Linked DNA regions of Homo sapiens: region 2 is linked to region 1. The links are chromatin contacts, found by Hi-C or POLR2A ChIA-PET in ENCODE. All regions are on one chromosome and are shown on one strand. The core of a region is the stretch at or near the end of the contact, and the rest is flanking DNA. Distances in the headings are between cores, read along the strand shown.

Region 1 (2,745 bases), core at 120-2,619:
TTTTCCTCAACCTGCAGCCCGGTCTGCTCCATCCCTGGGCTCCGGCCCACTCACCAGCTGCCTTCCCTGGGAGCAACATCCCTGACTGCAGGACGTGGGGAGCCCCCAACTGTCTCCCCACCTAGCACAAAGCTGGGCAGGAAACCAGAGACATCTGCTCACTTCAACCCTAAAACTGCACCCAATCCTGCCCAGCCCAGCTGGCCCTGACTGGAGAGGACCCAGCCACCTCCTCTGGCAGGCCTGGGAAAGTCGGCACCACCGGAAGGCTGTGGGCCCATCCTGGCCCAGCCCCAAGCAGGCAGCAGGTTTGAAACAAGATACAAGCCCTCGGCCTGGGAGCTGAAACACAGCCTGGGGTGATCTGGCCCGCCCTGCCACCGGTCCCCACCATCAAGTGACTTCAGCACCTAGGGCAGGCAGCTAGCCCTGAATACCAACACCCACCGCACAGCGGCTGCCCCTCCCCAGGGACCAAGCCTGGCTGCTCCTGCCCTGGAACAGCCTTCCCGGTCATACTGTTCCCTGTGCAAACTGTCCGAGTGCCACAGCAAGGGGAACAAGGTCACCAGTCCCTCCGCAAAGAGCTGGGAGAGGACAGACGGAGGAGGCAGGGGACAGGGGGCTGTAGTGGGAGGGAGGAGAGAGAAAGGGAGAAAGGTGGGGGAGGAGCAGAGACCTGGAGGAGGAAGGGTGAGAGGAGAGACCCAGGGACAGGGTGAGGAGGGGAGGGGGCGGGGGAGGAGGAAGAGGAGAGATGGGGGAGAGAGAGAAGGGGAGAGAGAGAGAGAGAGCTAGAGACAGAGTTAAAAGACTTAGATGGGGGAAAGAGAGAGAGACGGGAAAGCACATGCAGAGAAACAGACGAGACGTGGACACAGAGATAAAGACACAGAGAAATAGAAAGAGGGAGGAAGACATGGGAAGAGAAACAGACGTAGCCACCCGTGTGCGCGCATACACACACAGAGAGAGAGAGAGAGAGAGAAACCTAGAAAAATGCAGGAGATTCAGAGCCAGGGGCTTGGGCAGAGCAGACCCAGAGGGACAGAGATGGGGAACAGTGGAGAGTGGACGGCAGCAGTCGGGGGCGGAGCCTCGGCCTCCCTGGGCTTCCTTCTTGGACCCAGGCCGGATGACTGGAGCCCAGGACGGGCTGTTCCCGTCTCAGTGTCCCATCTCTGCAGAAAGAGAGGCCCCCTTGGCCACATGAACCCCCATCGCTGCGGGAAGGCCATATTGGCTACCAGGGGCCGGGCCCTGCCACCTGGCCTAGCCAGCCTCACATCCTCGCTCCCCAACGGTCTGCAGTCAGGCCCCAGCATTCCTGGGCTCTGGTTTTGCAATTCACTAGGATAACGCGGCCCTTCCATCAATGAATCATGGACTATAAACCACTGTGCCAGCGCTTGAGCTGTTCCCCGCACCGCCCCACAGTCCGTGATTCACCTCAGGGTGGTGGTGATGGGGCTCGGAGCCCAAGAGAGGATGCTCGGGCCTCAACCCAGCCTCCAGGCTCAAAAGCCGCTCACGGCCGATCTCAGGGGCCAGGTTCCGGGAGGTGGGGGCTCGGCCCTCCCTTGCCAAAGCTCAGGCCTGTGGGGTCTCATGGGGGTGGGTGTGGAGGGGCTAGCATTCCAAAAGCCTATGCCCGGGCCTGCATCCCCGTGTCAGAACACAGAGAAGCTTCCAGAAAGAGGATGGCACCCTCCATTAAACAAGAAGGCAATCCCACCACTCTAAACAGCCATGCACATCCCTCGCCTCCAGCCGGCCACAAGGCTAAGCACCAGTGCCATGGATGCCAAGGTGGGCCAGAGTGAAGGCGGCCGCACACAGCGCGGGTCTGAGTCCAGAGACGTCCCATGGCCAGCACTTTTAATCAAGGACTTTCATATTCCACTTTATAACCATCCAAGTTTCAGAAACGTAACCATCGAAATGACACACAAACTGCTTTGGTACAGGGCACATGGTGTCGGGGTGACAGGGCGGAGAAGGGCCTGGTGCAAGCACTTCAGACAGGGCAGGTGTCCTTGAGATGACACGGTGGCACTGGCGTCTTGCTGCTGGGCTGTGGTTAAGCATTCGGGTGGCCACAGCATCTATGAAGCGTGGCTTTGCAAACATGCAGATGCACAGGCTGCCTCCTGGGCTGGACTGGCCAGACCTCCCTTCTAGAAGGGGCTGGCTGCCATCGGCTGTCAGGCGCGCTGACAATAACTCAGCTCAGAGCTGCCTCATCCAAGTTGGGCCCTGGCCAGGGAGGCCGTTGCCCACCCCAAACACCTGGGAAGGGCCGTTCCAGCTTGAGTGTACTCCCATGGGTGGTCTGGGCTGTGGGGTAGCCCACCTCGGGCTTAACAACCCCTTCAGCCACCCTGCTCCCTGCTCAGGGGCTGACCCCCAGCACCGAGGTTCTCAGCAGCGTCCTAGACCAACGCCTGGGAGCTCCTTGGAAATGCAGAGTCTTGGATCTCGGCCTTATTGTGGGGTGAGGGGTGCGGCCCAGTGACTGGGTTTCCCCAGCCCTTCCGGTGATTCCGACATGCACTCACATCTGAGGACTCAGACTGGGACACGTCCCCTCACAAAGCAGACCTTGGCCTCAGACAGGGGGAACTCCAGGAGGGCACAGCCCCAGGATGCTGGCTACAGCCATCCCAGCGTGGTCAGTGGTGTCTGAGGAAGTCGGAAGCCTCGCTGCCGGGGAAAGTGCACGGTCCAGTGTCCCTGGAGTCACTT
Region 2 (2,745 bases), core at 132-2,631, 320 kb after region 1:
CTCGCTTGAACCTGGGAGGTGGAGGTTGCAGTGAGCCGAGATTGTGCCACTGCACTCCAGCCTGGGCAACAGAGCAAAACTCCATCTCCAAAAAATAAATTAATTAATGAAATAAATGGAGGAGACAATGAAACTATGTGTAAATGGCATCATTTCATGTCAGCAGAATCTCACAGTAGGTCCTCTTTCCTTGACTGGCTTCTTTCATTTAGCAAATTATTTTGAGACACGTCCATATTGGGGGTAGGTGTGCATGCATACATCCACCTGATAGTAAATGCCAAGAAAGAACACAGAAACTAAAGGCAGGTTGGGAGTGCTTTTAGCTAGAGAAGAGATTTGGATAGGCCTCTCGGAAGAGGTGATGTTTGGCAGACTTGAAGGCAGTGGAGATCTGTGCCACGTTTGGGTCTGGTGGAAGAGGGTCCCAGGCAGAGGGAACAGCCAGTGTGAAGGCCCTGAGGTAGAAGCATGCCTGGTGTACTCAGGAAGCAGAGCAGAGGCCGAGCGGGCTGGAGTGGACAGAGGTTGGGAGAAGAGATAGGAAAGGAAACCAGAACAGTCTCAGGGCCAGACCCCACGACCTCGTGGGGCTTTGTAATAACTAGGACTTCCACTCTGAATCCTCTGTCCCCGCCCCCAGTTCATTCCCAAAATGTCCTCTTTTCTTGCCCAGCTCTTCTCTCACTCAGCGTAGGTATTTTCAGAGTCATTTATTGTATTAGTCCATTTTCACGCTGCTGATAAAGACATACCTGAGACTGGGTAATTTATAAAGAAAAAGAGGTTTAATGGACTCACAGTTCCATGAGGCTGGGGAGGCCTCACAATCATGGCAGAAGGTGAAAGGCACATCTTACATGGTGGCAGACAAGAGAGAAAGAGAACCAAGCAAAAAGGGAAACCCCTTATAAACCATCAGATCTCATGAGACTTATTCACTACCAAAAGAATAGCATGGGGAAAACTGCCCCACAATTCAATTCTCTCCCACCGGGTCCCTCCCACAACCTGTGTAAATTATGGGAGCTACAATTCAAGATAAGATTTGGGTGAGGACACAGCCAGACCATATTATTTATGTTGTCATGCACATCAATAGTTCATTGTAAGGATATACCACCGTGTGCTGACCCACTCGCCTGCTCATGGGCTGTTGGTTTATTTCCAGTTTTTGGCTATGACAAGAAAGCAGCAATGAACATTTGTGTACAAGTCTCTGTGTAGACAGACGCTGTCATTTCTCTTGGGTGAATACCTGGAGTGGGATCACTGGGTCATACTGGAAGTGTATGATTAACTTAAGAAGCTGCCAAACTGTTTTCCAGTGTAGTTATGTGATTTCACATTCCCTCCAGCTGTGTGTGAGTTCCAGGCCCTCTGAATTCTCCCAGTGCTGGAGGGCATCAGTCTTTTTCATTTCAGTCATGCTAGCTGCTGCTGGAGTATTGCATTTTGATTTTGGACTGTGAGATCTCTAAGGTTCGGAATATTCATTCATGCTTTCAACAAATATTTGTTGAGGACCCATGAAGCACTGGGCACTGTGCCAGGAGCAAAAACAAGCATAGTCGCTGCTCCTCTGGTATGTCCAGGTTCAGGGGTGAGACTGACATTTAACAGCTGTGGGGTTACAGGGCCTTTCAGTGCATGAGAGGCCAGGAAACTGTGAGGCAGAAAAGCGTGACCTGTTCTTGTGGAGAGAGAATCAGGGCAGGCTCCCCTGAGTAAATGACTTTTTAAGAACTAGCTGGTTGGCTGGGCACGGTGGCTCACACCTGTAATCCCAGCACTGTGGGAGGCCAAGGAGGGTGGATCACCTGAGGTCAGGAGTTTGAGACGAGCCTGGCCAACATGGTGAAACCCCATCTCTACTAAAACTACAAAAAAATGAGGCAGGCATGGTGGCACATGCTTGTAATCCCAGCTACTCAGGAGGCTGAGGCAGGAGAATCGCTTGACCTGGGGAGGCTGGGGTTGCAGTGAACCAAGATCATGCCACTGTCCTACAGCCTGGGTGACAAAAAAAAAAAAATTTTGAGACAAGGTCTCACTCTATTGCCCAGGCTGGAATGCAGTGGCATGACCACAGCTCACTACAGCCTTGACCTCCCAAGCCCAAACAATCCTCCTACCTCAGTCTCCCAAGTAGCTGGGACTACAGGTGTGCACCACCGTGCCCAGCTAATATTTTTTGCATTTTTTGTAGAGACAAGGTTTCACCACGTTGCCCAACCTGGTCTCAAACTCCCGAGCTCAAGCGATTTGCCCACCTTGGCCTCTCAAAGTGCTGGGATTACAGGCATGAGCCGCCGCACCCAGCCTGAGCAATAAAGTTCTGTTGTTCATAAGCCACCAGTCTATGATATTGTATAACACAAGGGTCACCAACCCCTGGGCCGTAGACCAATACCAGTCCATGGCCTGTTAGGAGCTGGGTCGCACAGCAGGAGGTGAGCAGCGGGCGAGCGAGCATTACCGCCTCCTCTCAGATCAGTGGCGGCGTTAGATTCTCATAGACGCACAAACCCTATTGTGAACTGCGCATGCGAGGGATGTAGGTTGACTGCTCCTTATGAGAATCTAATGCCTGGTGGTCTGAAGTGGAAGTTTCATCCTGAAACCATCCTCCCCACCGACAGGCCGTGGAAAAATTGTCTTCCACAGAACTGGTCTGTGGTGCCAAAAAGGCTGGGGACTGCTGGTATAACAGCAGCCTGAACTAAGACACTCATGTAACAGAAG

Evidence for each region. Hi-C counts contacts between places; a loop is a spot of excess contacts on that map. ChIA-PET counts read pairs that join two places held with the same protein, here RNA polymerase II (POLR2A). Pooled maps may share reads with other maps.
Region 2: a map of astrocyte of the cerebellum shows a loop between it and region 1 (7-fold over the local background). The contact joins two enhancer-like sites. A Hi-C loop is called at or near these places in 2 of 168 maps with a recorded cell type or tissue (astrocyte of the cerebellum and endothelial cell of hepatic sinusoid) and 4 of 50 pooled maps. POLR2A ChIA-PET finds 5 or more read pairs at or near these places in 1 of 52 experiments (Panc1).

What each region holds. Positions count from the first base shown.
Region 1 is chr12:124,410,307-124,413,051 of GRCh38, forward strand. The region is part of intron 15 of NCOR2 (nuclear receptor corepressor 2); the gene reads right to left. Among named protein-coding and RNA genes, the nearest start is that of MIR6880, 74 kb to the left of the region's middle. RefSeq lists enhancers at 1,889-2,516, 2,517-2,745. Within about 2 kb of position 1,370, at least 15 of the 41 ENCODE cell types and tissues checked have a DNase peak (open chromatin) inside an H3K27ac peak, as active enhancers do.
Region 2 is chr12:124,729,195-124,731,939 of GRCh38, forward strand. No RefSeq gene overlaps it. Among named protein-coding and RNA genes, the nearest start is that of SCARB1, 130 kb to the right of the region's middle. RefSeq lists enhancers at 1,924-2,528, 2,529-2,745. Within about 2 kb of position 1,382, at least 12 of the 41 ENCODE cell types and tissues checked have a DNase peak (open chromatin) inside an H3K27ac peak, as active enhancers do.